2 separate regions of the Homo sapiens genome follow, and region 2 is linked to region 1. The links are chromatin contacts, found by Hi-C or POLR2A ChIA-PET in ENCODE. All regions are on one chromosome and are shown on one strand. The core of a region is the stretch at or near the end of the contact, and the rest is flanking DNA. Distances in the headings are between cores, read along the strand shown. Region 1 has its middle 58 kb from the start of SPATA31C2. Region 2 has its middle 120 kb from the start of SPATA31C2.

Region 1 (7,831 bases), core at 3,520-6,019:
ACTGCTAGATCAGTGATTCTCAAAGTTTAGTGCGCATCAAAATCACCCAAGGAGCTTGTAAAGACTTTGCTGAGCCCTACTCCCAGAGTCTCTGGGACCAAAGAATTTCTAGCATGCTCTCAGCTGATGCAGATCCTGCTGGTCCAAGGAGAACACTTTTCAGAACCCTGTGGTCTAGACCCCTTGAAAGTAGTATCCATGTCTCATGCATCTTAATTCCACAAAGTATCCAACAAAGTGACTTGCAAAGTGCTGTTCAATAGGTTAGCTTTATTAGTATTGAATTTCTGGACTTCAAAGGTGTATTTTAGAAAATGTCGTATGTATCAATGTAATAAAAAAGAATCACAGTTACAATGAAGAACCCAAAAGAAGTTGAAAAAAGAGCATAGGATCTGTTTATAAGTTTGCCTGCTTCATCAGTGAATAAAGCAATGGGGGTTGGGGGGAGGCAGGCGCAGTGGCTCACACCTGTAATCCCAGCACTTTGGGAGGCCAAGGCAGGTGGATCTCCTGAGGTCAGGAGTTCGAGACCAGACTGGCCAACATGGTGAAACACCGTCTCTACTAACAATACAAAAATTAGCTGGGCCTGATGGCAAATGCCTGTAATCCCAGCTACTCGGGAGGCTGAGGTACGAGAATTGCTTGAACGCGGGAGGTGGAGGTTGCAGTGACCTGATGTCACACCACTGCCTAAGCCACAGCGTGAGACTCTGTCTCAAAAAAAAAAAAAAAAAAAAAAAAAAGCAAAGCGGGGAAGTACGAAGTTGGGTGATTTCCAATATCATATGTACCAAAGTTTCTGGTTAATTATTCCAGTTTTGGCACAGAGAAAAGGTTTTTTGGTTCTTAACCATTGCATAGTTCTAGGGATTAGTAAGTTCAATATGAGTGTTTTGTTCATTATTACTTGGGAAAAATCAATAGAAAATCTGGTGTTAAAAAACATCAGATACAAAATTTAAAGCTCAACAAAAGACAGCCATGCGTAGGGCAGTGGGGAGGTGCAGAACTCTGAGGATGAGGTTGTCTGGGTGTGAGTCCTGGCTGCATCTTGATGCCTGTGTGCATTTGGGTGCTCTCCTCTGTAGAAGAGCGCTAAAAATAATCATGCATGCTTCCGAGGGTAAAGTTCTCAAAACAGTGCCTGGCATACAGCTTTAGTTAAAAATAAACTAGCAGAGAGTCTGCTTAGGTTAGTCTATGCTTTCAGTGACCGTATTTTTCCAACTAAAATTTAGAACAAGAGCGATACTTGGGCCACTTACGGGAATAAAAGTTTCTCAAAATAATCCTGTGATTCCTCAGATATTTCTAGAGTTTATAGAATCCAAAGGCAGTATATTACATAGAAAAAAAAATGTTTAGACACTCCAGGTTGTCTAGTATCCATATTTGTATATTCTCAGCCCCCATCTTCCATTTCCCCCAAATATCATATATCTCCAGGGAAAGGAAACCAGAGTATTCTCCTCCCAAATTGAGAGTAGGCAGGAATAACTCACATTTTCATCAGTTTCTCCAGTCTTTATGTGGGTAGATTGATCTAGAATGGAAAGGATTTCATGGTAACGATTGTAGGGAAGTTTAGATGTTTTCCCAGAAGGTTTGATCATTTTAGTTTATAAAACAAATAGGTTAACAGAAAAGAAAAAAGGCTTACTGGCCGGGTGTGGTGGCTCACGCCTATAATCCCAATACTTTGGGAGGCCAAGGCGGCGGATCACTTGAGGTCAGGAGTTCAAGACCACCCTGGCCAACATGGTGAAACCCTGTCTCTACTAAAAATACAAAAATTAGCTGGGCCTGGCGGTGCACACCTGTAACCCCAGCTACTCCGGAGGCTGAGGTGGGAGAATCGCTTGAACCCAGGAGGCGGAAGTTCCAGTAAGCCGAGATCTTGCCACTGCACTCCAGCCTGGGTGACACAGTGAGATTCTGTCTCAAAAAAAAAAAAAAAAAAAAAAAAAAAAAAGGATTACAAATTTTAGAAACGTGCATATGAGCTTCGGAGTCATACAAAATATAAAAACTCAGGCCAGGCATGGCGGCTTACTCTTGTAATCCCAGCACTTTCAGAGGCCAAGGCAGGTGGATCACCTGAGGTCAGGAGTTCCGGACCAGACTAGCCAACATGGTGAAATGCCGTCTCTACTGAAAACACAAAAATTAGCTGGGTGTGGTGGTGTGTGCCTGTAATCCCAGCTACTCAGGAGGCTGAGGCAGGAGAATTGCTTGAACCCAGGAGGCGGAGGTTGCAGTGAGCCAAGATCTCGCTATTGCACTCCAGCCTGGGCAACAAGAGCAAAACTCCATCTCAAAAAAAATAAAATAAAAATAAAAACTGAAAGAAATCGCCAGATGGTTGACACTTTTCTACCATCTTGTGGTTACAGAAAGAATGGAGGCTCAGAGCACGGCCAACGTAAATTATGGCAGTAAGAGATTATGGAGGGAGAGAAGAGGCCTGTCTCACAAAGGGGAGTCCTGTTATGTAGATGATGAAACCTCACAGGTTGCAGCTCTCGGAGAGAATACATGGTAAGAGTTTCCTTCAGACCTTTAAAGATGTTGGATTCTCAGTTAATCTTTTTTAGATCTGGATAAGAGAGGGCCTCAGAGGAGGCCTGGCTGCACCGTGCAGATTCTGCACAGATGCAAAGTTTCCCAGGAAAGACAGTTTTTCAGGGCTACTTCTGTTTGCAAGCCCTCTGAACAGCCATCTCAAAATACGTCAAAGAAGGATACTTTGGAGCGAAATATTTTGGTTTCCTTCACGATCCTCACTGGAACCCATGATAGCCCACATCCTGGCCCTGAAGTTTTAGGGTGTTAGGTAATGTATATAAACAAAATAAGCCAAAGGACACCTAAAAAACAAGCAGGCAATTTCTCAGCAACTTTATTACTTTTATAACGGGTTAATAATTCTATGGAGAGCCCTGGAATTTACTACAACTTTCTGCCTTTGTTTCTTATAGAAGCAAAGGGAGTTACCAGTAAGGTAGTAATAAATTCCAAGAATCACTTAAAGATTGCTTTTATCCATGAGAAACATACCTCAATAACATGTGGGGGCCAAGGCAGGGCTTTCCCTTTGACCCTCTCTGAAGTTTCACTGAAAAATCAACTTGCAAAAGGCAGATTAATAGGAGAAAAGCCATACAAATTCATTTAACATGTATACATCGGGGGCCTTCTGAATGAAGACCCAACTTCCCAGTGAGGTACAGAAGCTTATATACCATTCTGAGGTTAGGAGACAGGAATAACAAGGGTGGTTGCAGGAGAATAGAAAATTCCAGGCAGTGGTTTCACATGGCTAGCAAAAGGAAACTGTAGAAATAGCTGCAGAAACTATGGGCTGATAAGACCCTAAAAGCCAGGGTGCGGACTAAGCTGGGTGAGACTAACCGGACTCAATGTGGCACTGGATTTGACCTAGGTTTCACCTAGAACCTCATTATACGCTCATTAGCATACAAATCACACACCCACCAGCACCATGACAGTTCCAGGAACATCCATATTTGGTGTGAAAATGAGTAGCACTAGAGTTCCAGAACATCTCCACCTTTTTCCAGGAATCTTCATGAATATTCCATCCCTTAGTTAAAGAAACCCACAAAGGCAGCCCCTCCAAACCCCTTTGCATGTGACTGTCTCTTGAGTACACCTGCACTCCCCTTTCTTGAGTGTGTACTTTTCACTTTGCAATACATTTCCGTACTTGGACTATTTTCTGACTCAGCCTTGAATTTATTCTCACTGGGGTGGAGGTCCCACTAGCAACTGGGGACTTCCCGCAGCCCACTGATGTCAGTTACAGAAAGAATGGGAGCTTGGATCCTGGTAAAACAGGTTATGGGAGTGGAGAGAAGAATTCCATTGAGGGGCAATAAATGATTACTAGAATGAATGACTGTATGGGAAACAGAAATTAACTTGTAAATAGTTCTCTTTGGAATTTAAATGATCCCTGGAGCAAGTTATTATCTTCTTTTCTGTAATGGATAAGGAGATAACAGGGAAGACAGCAAGAATAATTGTTCTCCTTGGTGAGTCTGTCCTACCTGTATGTATAGATAGGAGAAAACCAGTGCTTATTGATCTCTAAGGGTTTTTAATTTAAAATACTCATTATACCAGGGACCTGTATTTTGGAGTGAAATACTTTGAAACAACCAAAGGCAGAGAGATAGTCCCAAATTATCGATGAGAAGATTAAGTAAAGTGGGCAGAAGAGAAAAAGATTATATGTCTATAATACTGCTACCCTTCCATTACTTCTCACATCGGGCAGAATTAAGATATTTCCCAAGACTGAGACACTCATGGAAGGCAGCCAGCCGTCACCACAAATCTTCATAAGCTCACTGCAGCTTTCCTGCTGCTACACACAGGCACATTCTCTCCCCCTCTTCTTTTTTTTCCTTCCTTCCTTCCTTCCTTCCTCCCTCCCTCCCTCCCTACCTCTCTTCCTCCCTTCCTTCCTTCCTTTCTTCTTTCCTTCCTTTGCTGAGTCAAACTCAATTGTGTGTTACTTCTACAAACATTTTGTTATAAATATTTTCAAACATACACAAAAATAAAGGAAGTATAAAATGAATCTTCACGTATTTATTACCCAGTTTCAAGTATAAACATTTTGCCAATCTTGTTTTATCTACTCTCCACCCCTTCCTCTCCTCACCACTCAATGTTTCTCTGGATCATTTTAAGGCAAATTCCAGGTTTTCAGTCTTAAATGTATCACGTCTGTCTAAAAATAAGCACTTAAAAAAAACCTAATCACAGCACATTATCATACTTTCCCAAATTAATATTTCTTGATTTCATCTAATACCCAGTTTGTTTTAAAATTTTCTCAAAAATAACTTTATGCAGTTGGTGTGTTCAAATAGGCTCTATGCAAAGTCTACATCGTGCATTTGATAAATCTCTTAAGCTCTTTCAATATGTGATACTTCCCCTTCTTCTTTCTGGCTTTCAGGCCATATGTTTGGTCTGCTCAATTTTCCACAGTCTGGATCTTGATGAATTGCATTCTTATGGTGTAACTAACACATTCTTTTGCTTCTTGTATTTCCTGTAAGCTGATGTTTACATTTAGAGGCTTGTTTAGACGCAGGTTTGAATTTTTTTAGCATGAAAGTTCCAGTTGCACTGCAGAATGTCTGGTGATCCCAGGTTTAGCACTTTTGAGGTTGATCAGTTAAAAAGTAGCTGTTTGGGAGGCAAAGGGCACATGTTAGTCGCCTTTGCATGCCCATTGTCAAGCACAGCATTGTGCCTAGAGCAATCCCTGGCAATGTTTACTGAGTTGAAGCAGTTGATGAAACCCAGATTTGTGAGACTTCAGATACAAATCTTCTATTCTCAGCTGAGATGCCTAAACTTTATTAATTCACATCTGTATGTTGTAAAAGTTCTATTTTATTTTACGACCTTAGCCAGTTTTGACCAGTTCACCTTGGCTGCGGTTGTTTCTGTTTCATCTTTTTCTCATAAATAGTGTCAACCTTAAATAATGAGATTCAGAAAATATGACTAAGGATAGAGTTTATTCGAGTGCAAAGCTTGAGGATAGCCACTCATGAAGCGTCAGCTCCAAATGAATATGGTCAGCATTCCCAAGTGGAGAAGTTAAGGTTTCACTTTTACAGACAGAGACAAAGACATTTTCAGAGGATTACAACATTTTCTATAGGAGACCAGTGCATACATTAAAGCAATTTGATTGGTCACAGATTGCTACGTGCCAAGGAAGATTACTTTATTACTCAATGAGGAGGGATGGTGATCTGAGGAGGTCTTCTCTCTCGTGCTGTTTGGTCTTCTTAATTATTCACAGGGGGAAAAAAAGGCGGAAGTTGCCGCTGCACGTGACTCAGGCTGCATAGCCACATTTGTCTCAAGGCTCAGAATAACTTAAAGTTCCAACAACTTGAAGTTTGAATTATTTAATTTCACAATAGAAATTAAAACAAAGATTTTAACGTTTCTTAATAAGAAGAAGCCATCTTCATGCGAATTGTGAAATTTTTAAATTAAATATATTTTTAAAGTTAGTAATTTACTCAAGCGTTGTTTAGACATTGTTTTAGAAACTGGTATCTTGAGTGTCTATGCTTGTCATCTTTCATGATGAATGGTCCCTGTTTATTTGCAAAACTTGCCAATCTGCCAAAGCTTTATTTGCTGGGAAGTTAGCATGTCTGGGAAAGTAACACTTTCTTTTTGCTTTAGTAACGTATAAATATTTTTAAAAAAGGATATACATATTTTTAGGAAAATATTCTTAGCAAACCCAAGATTGAGATCTATGAGTTCATTTTTCCCCTATTTTTCTACACCTTTAAAAAAATTCCCCTTTGGAGATTGAAACAGGAGAAAGGGTAGGGCCCAATATCACACAGGGACAAGAGTTGAGCCTGGGAGAGTCTTGTATTCAGGACCCAAACTGGGTGCAGGGCTGGCTCATTAGGAGTTGAAATGCCTCTGCACCAGTCACGGGTGGAAATAGGTGCATTCACATGAACATGGTTGCATCAGCTTCATCCACAGGAGCCCTGAACCCGTCATTAACCTGTGATCTGGTTGGAATCTATGTACCCTATGGGTCAATGTGAAATTACTTCTCAGGGAGGCAACCACAGCTGAGGGAGTCCACAAGGTAAAATTTCCACAGAAGATAAACTCACATGTAAGAACTGCAAAAAACATACAAGAATGTCTAGTATTGTGACAATAGTAAACCCAGGTCTGCTGCATACAGACCGTACAATTGTAGGTGTGTAATTCACATTGATCACAATTGCACACTCATACACACACCCCATGCAAAACCTTACGGTAGGAATTCTAAAGTGACCTGATAAAAATATTGAATCCTCAAATTGATAACGTAGAGAATGACATTTGTGGAACAAGAACATTCAAAATTTTTAAATGCCATTATGGCAAGGGAACAGATGAGTATTTTTAAAAAATCAGATCTCTGGCCTGGAGTGGTGGCTCACGGGGCCAAGGTGGGTGGATAACTTGAGGTCAGGAGTTCAAGACAGACCAGGCTGGCCAACATGGTGAAACCCCATCTCTACTAAAAATACAAACATTAGCTGGGCATGATGGCACGTGCCTGTAATCCCAGCTACTCGGGAGGCTGAGGCAGGAGAATCACTTGAACCGGGGAGGTGGAGGTTACAGTGAACAGAGATTGATCCACTGCACTCCAGCCTGGGCAACAGAGTGAGGCTCTGTCTCAAAAAAAAAAAAAAAAAAAAAAGAAAGAAAGAAAGAAAAGAAAGAGGTGATTGGGAGCTCTAAGAAGAAACTCCTTTGACTCCGATTTTGGGGAAGGAAAAAGTATTAGTTATCTCTGAGATGAATAGCTGAGGTCATTATTGATCCATTTGATGGGGCTAAGTGGCATCTTGGAAAAAAAGACCCTCAAGCAGAAAACAGAAAACCTCTGTAACTCTTCGGGCTTCAGTTTCCTTTACAAAAAAAAAAAAAAAAATCAAACAACAAAAAACAGAATTGAAATTGATGGTACACATTATTTTTGCTTCTCTGTTATATAAAAACTTAATAATTTCTTAACTAAAACTAGGCATGGCACTATTATGGTACTCAAGGAAATTAACAATGGGCAGTTCAGCTTCTGGCACTGGTGGAAAATAAGCTAACACGGGTGTGAGAAAGGCAGATGCAGGAGCCCCGAGCTCACCTACACGCTAGGGACCAGTGGGTAAAAACTGGAGGCACCTCGACAAGCCCCACACAGCCCCTGTGAGCTTCCTGTGGGGCTTCAGCCATCCAGGGG
Region 2 (7,831 bases), core at 2,357-4,856, 61 kb after region 1:
ACCCAGACTGAGAGGGAACCCAAGTCCTGGCTGGGTCCTCAGCTTTGCAGAGTCAGAAATTCAATTTTGTAAATGCTCGGTCTCCCAGGAGAGTCTTGTGTGACTAAACTCACAGAGGCTGTGAGCTCACTGTACGCAGAAGCCCAGTTTGATCTTCTGTGATGAGAAATAGATTCCAAATAGGCAGAAATACTCGTGTTGGCTGGTGTGCCAATTTTCTCCCTGGAAGAAAGTGTCACGAGACACAATATTTCTCTTGGGGGAACGTCAAAAAAGAGATAATTTGAGCAGTGTTTTTCAAACTGCAGATCACAACCATTAATCGATCCAACTAAACAGAATTGATTTAGTAGGTTAACAACTACCTTTGCTAGTGGAATCTAATAGGATAGAATGAGACGTAGTGTAAAAAATATGGTCTCATCAAACATGCATCAAAGTGTTTTCAGCCAGTTACAGTGGCTCATGCCTATAATTCCAGCACTTTGAGAGGCCAAGGCAGGAGGATCACTTGAGGCCAGGAGTTTGAGATCAGCTGGGGCAACATGGTGAGACCCCATCTCTAAATTTTTAAAAATCATGAAGTGTTTTGTATGTTCCCATGTGTGTCTGTGTGTGCATGTGCATTGAAAGCAAGTCCCAATGTCAAATGTATTTCTTTCTTAGGAATGTGTTCAAAGATTAAAATTTGAGGCCATGCGTGGTGGTTCATGCCTGTAATCTCAGCACTTTGGGAGGCCAAGGCAGGCAGATCACTTGAGCCCAGGAGTTCAAGACCAGCCTGGGCAACGTGCCAAAATCCTGTCTCAAAAAAAAAGAAGAAGGAAAGAAAGATTAGCTGGGTGTGGAGTGGCACGTGCCTGTGGTCCCAGTTACTCAGGAGGCTGAGGTGGGAAGATTGCTTAAGCCTAGGAGGCAGAGGTTGCAGTGAGCCGAGATCATGCCACTGCACTCCAGCCTGGGTGGCAGCAATACCCTGTCTCAAAATAAAAGAAAATAAAAATGTGAAATGCCATACATTGGACAAACTTGAAAGCTAGATCTTTCCACCCTGATGCACTTGTCTCACTACAGGATTGGGTGTGTTCAATTGACCAGATATTTTGCCTTACTAAAATATCGCATGAGTAGAACTCTTAGTTGTAAAGGAAACACGCAAAAATAGTGTAAGGGAAAGGACCAAGTTACCATAAGTATGTGGAGGAACTAGACCAGCCACTGGGACCTGAGCAGAGAAACAGCCTCAGGCATGGTGGCGGGAGCCTGTAATCCAAGCTACTCAGGAGACTGCGGCAGGGGAATCGCTTGAATCCAAGAGGCAGAGGTTGCAGTGAGCTGAGATCGTGCCACTGCACTCCAGCCTGGATGACAGAGTGAGGCTGTAACTCAAAAAAAAAAAAAAGACGTGACTATTGAGCCTCCTAACAACCCTATAAAGGAGTTCCTATTTGGCTGGAAAGGAAAATACGGCACAAAGGAAGTAACACCTGCAGAAGGCCAAGAAGATTGTTCACATTACAGCTGACTTTCCCTTGACTCCAAGTCTGAATTCTCTCCATTGCACCCCAACGCCCTCCACTGTTAAACTAGATTCTGCCAGCTTGGCCAATCTCAAATCACCGTCACTTGAGTATGTATGATGTTTAATCTGGGAATGTTGTTGGGATTTAAAGCATTGGACAAATAGCAGGTTTATATTTGCTCAGAGCAGTGTGGGCTGCAAACCTGAGAAAACAAACACAGGAGGAAAGCCCACTGTCTGTGGGGGGCCTCTGGAGTTGACCTGGACATTCAGCTGTAACCAGAACTCTTCACTTAGCTCCTCCAACAAGGCAGAGTTCGTGGGGTGCCTATGGGTTCCCCAGAAATTGCCATGGATCTAACCTGATGGTTTCAAAACCTGTTAATGTCTTAGAACAGGTAGGTAGCTTCAGGTGCCACTTTCTCATTGTGCAGGTGTAGAAAGTGATCTCAGAAGGGCAGGGGCTTTCTCCAGATGTCCTCAGGACACTGTCCAGGAAAAAGTGCTCCACCAGGAGAGGCAGTAAGTGCTGGAGCGGGACAGGGACCCAAAGAGAGAAGTGTGGAGGGGGCAGAGGTGGTGCGCACCAGCCTGCAGTCCAGGTGTTGCCAGTGGGATGTCAGCCTGGTAAAGGAAGGAATGTGGATGGCCAAGGGCACGGCCCAACCTCCCTGAGCATCAGACAAGGCAGCTGTTTTGCAGGCCTCAATGCCCTAGAACCCCAAATGTTTCTGTGTGCTCGTGATCTCTCCTCAGTCTGTGCAGGATTACAACGCAAGGTACTGAGAAGTCAAGGTTGGATTTTGTTTGTTTGTTTGTTTTGTTTTGAGACAGAATCTTGCTCTTGTCGCCCAGGCTGGAGTGCAGTGGCGCCATCTCAGCTCACTGCAACCTCTGCCTCCCGGGTTCAGCAATTCTCCTGCCTCCCGGGTTCAGCGATTCTCCTGCCTCAGCCTCCCAAGTAACTAGGATTACAGGCGCCCACCACCACACCCAGCTAATTTTTGTATTTTTGTTAGAGACAGGGTTTCACCATGTTGGCCAGTCTGGTCTCAAACTCCTGACCTCAGGTGATCCACCTGCCTCGGCCTCCCAAAGTGCTGGGATTACAGGCGTGAGCCACTGCGCCTGGCCTACATGTTTTTTAGCCTCAAGTGTCTGGATAACACAATGAAAGCATGCTTGCCTGCTGGATTGTACAGACCAAGCCCCTCAGCATGCACAAATGGTTATCTTCAGTCACTTATACTTCCTAAGTTACCAGAATAACCTTGCACTCTCTCTCCCTTTGGCAACACAAACCTCATAGATTGGAAAATAGTCTTTTCTGCTGTCTTAATGCTTGCTTGCTTTCTATTCAAAAACTACTGCATGACTATACAGCATTTGAAACTCACTGTCTGATTGGAATTTGGGAAACATTGGCTTTCTTAATGCTGATTCTGCATTTCCTGCTGAAATTGAGCTCTCAGCTTTGAGCAGTCCCACTGAAACCAGGGGCAGCCAGCCGGATTCTCTGCAAGTCAGGAAATGAGAGCCAGACTCCCTTGCTTGTCTCTATGGACACTGGAGTCGGTTTCCCTTCCTGGGCAGATGAAAGGGTGAGGTCATTGCACATGATTGAGTGGTGGAGAAACTCAGCCTTCTAGAAACTAAGACCAAGCAATCATCTCACAAGAAAACATTTTGGAAGCTAGGTTTTCATCAACAACATTAAATAAATCACTGGTTTTTAAAGACCGGTAAACCCCAATGGCAGTCTGTCTGGATTTGTTCTAAAACTTAAAGCATGAGTTTTGCTTGTAAATGAGAGTTCCCTGAAATGCCAGCAAAAAAAAAAAAAAAAAAAAGCAAACCCAATCCTTTGGGTAATAGGAACCACAACAAGGAAAAATAGGAACCGCAACAAGGAAAAACATTTTTTTAAATAAATAAAACATTTCATGTTTATCCTCAGCAATTTCGTGTTTAAAAGAAACAAACTCTACAACTGCTCAGCATTCTTCACAAGGAAGGTGTGCCTTCAGCCTCCCGGAAAAGTCTCTCGGCTGGTATGACCTGGCCTGTTGCCGGGAAAAAGTGAGATTTGGCAGACACGGGCGTCGGGACAGCCTGCATGGTTACTGGACTGCAAGGTCTGGCCCCGTCAAAGCAGACAGCTCTATTATCCCCACAGCCTGCAGAACTGGGGTCAGGCGTGTCCTGATGCTGGATCTCTGCCCTCCTTCTCCCGGTTCTCACCCTGTAGGTGTCGGATTTGACCATTTGCACAACAACCCTCACGTTGTCATTCCCAGATCCTCATTGGTGCATTGTTCTTTTTGTTTATAGTAAACTTTATTTTTTTAGAGCAGTTTCAGGTTCACAGCAAAAAGGAGCAGAAAATACAGAGCATTCCCATATCTCCCCTGCCCTATAGACACACAGCCTCTCCCATTGTCAACATCCCCCACAGAGTGGTCCATCTGTTACCATTGATGAACCTACACTGACACATCATCACCCAAATCCGTGGTTGACACCGGGGTTCACTCTTGGCATTGTACATTCTGTGGGCTTGGACAAATGTATAATGATGTGTCCACCACTGCGGTATCCCACAGACTAGCTTCACTGTCTTAAAAATCCTCTATGCTTGACTGATTCATCTCTAATCTTTTTTTTTACTGTCTCCATAGTTTTGCCTTTTCCAGAATGTTAGAGGGTTGGAACCATATAGCCTTTCCAAATTAGCTTCTTTCACTTAGTAAATAGGTATGTTCCTTTTGGAGACCGTATCTCTGGCTCCTGGTTAAAGAGCAGGACTAGCTACATAATTCGTGACTGAGTGCAAAATGAAAATGTGGGGGCCCCTTGTTCAAAATTATTAAGAATTTCAAGATGGTGATAGCAGAGTATTAAGCCAAGCATGGGCCTTCTGAGGGCTGGGCCCTGAGAAACAGTGCAGCTGTCAGCCCATGAAGCCGACTACTAAAGAGTAAGGTTTTGTTTGTTTGTTTGTTTTGTTTTGTTTTTGAGACAGAGTCTTGCTCTGTTGCCCAGGCTGGAGTGCAGTGGTGCGATCTCGGCTCACTGCAAGCTCCGCCTCCTGGGTTCACGCCATTCTCCTGCCTCAGCCTCCCGAGTAGCTGGGACTACAGGCGCCCACCACCACGCCCGGCTAATTTTTTGTATTTTTAGTAGAGACGGGTTTTCACTGTGTTAGCCAGGATGGTCTTGATCTCCTGACCTAGTGATCCGCCTGCCTCGACCTTCCAAAGTGCTGGGATTACAGGCATGAGCCACCGCGCCCAGCCAAGAGTAAGGTTTTAAAGCAAGTGCCCAACATGTGAGTGGGTCCTTTGTCTTCTTCAGATTCCATAAAGCTAGGACATGTAAACAAAAGTGTTTATTATGTTTTTTTTATTATTTGTTTCCAAAATGCTTCCACAGTTGCCAACAACCTCAGTGCTCAAGCACTTTCTCAAACAACACAGCTCAAAAAAAAAGAGGGACAAAGTCAGGAGCTCTGCTGATTACTTTCCTAATTTTATCAAAACAAAAAAATGCAGTCTACTCAGAGGGATTGGGCTGTGAAGCACGAAGCCCCCTCAGTACCCATGAGCTGACAATGAATAACATTTATCGGTAAAAAGAAAACAGGCCCCTCTTTTGACGACATCTTGAATTGTCTTATTGATGACGAGGCAGGCTTATGTATTTCCAGGTAGCATGATACTAATGTAGAGAGCGCTGCAGCCGATTGGTTAGCCGGTTTCCTGCTCACAGAGTGAAATATGCCAGACTCCAGGAAATCAAGGCAGGCTGCAGCACGGGTGCAAGTCCCCGTGCTGAGGAGCACACGTTTGCTCTGGCTTGCACCTTATTATTGTCAACTAAATGATGGGCACCATAGCTGTCACTCCCCCTTGCTTTCTCCCAAATGCTGGTGCTTTAGAATTCATGCAACAGTGCAGAACACTGAGGGAAAATGCTCCGTCTCACATGCTGGCCAGACCCGTTAGGCAGAGAGAGTTTGGGGCGAGGGCTGCAGAGAGGACGAGGGAATGGCCCCAGGTGGCACGGTGCCTCACCAGCACACATGGATGCAAAGGGCATTGGTGTCTAGAGCAGCTGCAACGTGGGCCCACAGGCTGGGTGGCTGAAACAACAGACATTTACTTTCTCACAGTTCTGGAGGCTGCAGGTCTGAGAGCCAGGTGTCGGCAAGGATATTTTTCCTGAGACCTCTCCCCTTGGCTTGCAGGCGGTGTCTTCTCCCTGTGTCCGCACGTGGCTGTCCCTCTGTCTGTGTCCTCATCTCCTCTTCTTGTAGGACACCTGTCATGTTAGTTAGGACCCACCAGTATGATCTCACTGTAAGTTGATTACCTCTGTAAAAACCCTGTCTCCACATACATCCACTGAGGTCCTGGGGATTAGGGCCTCAACATAGGAATTTTTAGGGGCACGCAATTCAGCCATCGCACAAGGTAATTTAAATTCTCCCCAGAAAGTGAGAGTGAGTGCTGAGGGACATGCAGCAGTGTTACCAACAACATGCAGTACTTCTGCAACTGCGCTTTTTATAAAATGTATCCTTTATTTATTCTATAGTGTTAACCTTCCTCCCATTTACATTTCTAAGTGGAATTGAATTGTTTTAAATTACCCCTAGGAAATCCTTTATTTTCCATCACTTTATGGTTTTGGCTTTTTATTTATTTATTTATTTATTGGTTTTGTTTTTTGAGACTGTCTTGCTCTGTCGCTCAGGCTGGAGTGCAGTGGCACGATCTTGGCTCACTACAACCTCCGCCTCCCGGGTTCACGCCACTCTCCTTCCTCAGCCTCCCGAGTAACTGGGACTGCAGGTGTCCACCACCATGCCCAGCTAATTTTTTGTATTTCTAGTAGAGATCGGGTTTCACTGTGTTAGCCAGGATGGTCTCGATCTCCTGACCTCGTGATCTGCCCGCCTCAGCCTCCCAAAGTGCTGGGATTACAGGCGTGAGCCACCGTGCCCGGCCTCCATCACTTTATATTTTATTTCTCTCATATACCAATAACATTGTGTGGTTCTTTTACAAAGCTGAATGATCAAATTACTTGTTTGTTTGATTTGCTATTTAGTGGTTTGGAATACAGATAGATCTAAGTCAGTAAGAGTTAAAGGGTAACAGTCTCCAAATTCTTTGAGCCTTTAAATCCCAGCTGCACCTCCCTTAGCTGTGTGGCCTAGGGCTCATAACTAATGTCTCTGAGCTTAATCTGTAATACAGGACACGTAAGGGTACTCACCTCACAGCATTATTGTAAAAATTAAGTGAAATAATAAATATAAAATTGTTGATCTTAGAGTGCATTTGTGATTATTATATGCTATTGTTATACCCATATGTTGTATTACGAAGAATACATATTGTCAAATTGCTTTGCAGAGTGGTTTTGCAAAGTTGCCAACAACAACGTGTTTTTATCAAGTTTACCACATCAACACAGAGTATTATTCTTGGGCTGGGCGTGGTGGCTCATGCCTGTAATCCTGGCACTTTGGGAGGCCGAGGCAGGCAGATCACTTGAGGTAAGGAGGTCAACACAAGCCTGGCCAACATGGAGAAACCCCGTCTCTACTAAAAATACAAAAATTAGCAGGGCATGGTGGCAGGTGCCTGTAATCTCAGCTACTTGGGAGGCTGAGGCAGGAGAATCGCTTGAACCTGGTAGGTGGAGGTTGTGATGAGCCGATATCGTGCCATTGCACTCCAGCCTAGGGGACAAGAGCGAAACTCTGTCTCAAAAAGAAAAAGAATATTATTCTTTATGTTATGTCTCAAAAAGAAAAAGAATATTATTCTTTATGTTACCAAAACATCAGAGGTTCAGCCTAGGTCCTGCTGCTCTCAGCACAGAAAGCCAATGACTGAGATGATGAGTATTACCAAGAAAAAAGCTTGAACCAGGTGCTGCTGCCAAGGCAATGGGAGTTCAGTCTCAGATCCATCTCCCTGACCAACTCATATTAGGGGTTTATATAGCAGGGGAAAAGGTAACAATGTCTGAGAAAACAGGAACTTGGGAGGGGTAAGGAAATAATCATGATAAATAAGACAGTCTCATTGTCTGGATGTGGCGATCTGGTGAGTTTCAGTTCTTTGATACTTTTAGAGAGGCCTGGGGGTCTTTTCCTGAGGAAGGAACTCAGATAAAACAAAGTAAGTTTCAAGCTTTAAGACCAGGGTCGGTTTCTATGTTTATCCAAAGACTGTCTATGGGACAATTGGATTGGTTTCATTTACAAAATGAGCTAACTGAAACAGTGTGGAACAG

What was found. Hi-C counts contacts between places; a loop is a spot of excess contacts on that map. ChIA-PET counts read pairs that join two places held with the same protein, here RNA polymerase II (POLR2A). Pooled maps may share reads with other maps.
Region 2: a loop to region 1 is called in a map of aorta, with 2.7 times the contacts of the local background. The contact joins two enhancer-like sites. A Hi-C loop is called at or near these places in 1 of 168 maps with a recorded cell type or tissue (aorta) and 7 of 50 pooled maps. POLR2A ChIA-PET finds 5 or more read pairs at or near these places in 3 of 52 experiments (PC-3, PC-9 and WTC11).

Annotation. Positions count from the first base shown.
Region 1 is chr9:88,192,841-88,200,671 of GRCh38, forward strand. It overlaps the pseudogene LOC100129340. Among named protein-coding and RNA genes, the nearest start is that of SPATA31C2, 58 kb to the left of the region's middle. Within about 2 kb of position 4,770, at least 8 of the 41 ENCODE cell types and tissues checked have a DNase peak (open chromatin) inside an H3K27ac peak, as active enhancers do.
Region 2 is chr9:88,255,170-88,263,000 of GRCh38, forward strand. No RefSeq gene overlaps it. Among named protein-coding and RNA genes, the nearest start is that of SPATA31C2, 120 kb to the left of the region's middle. Within about 2 kb of position 3,607, at least 7 of the 41 ENCODE cell types and tissues checked have a DNase peak (open chromatin) inside an H3K27ac peak, as active enhancers do.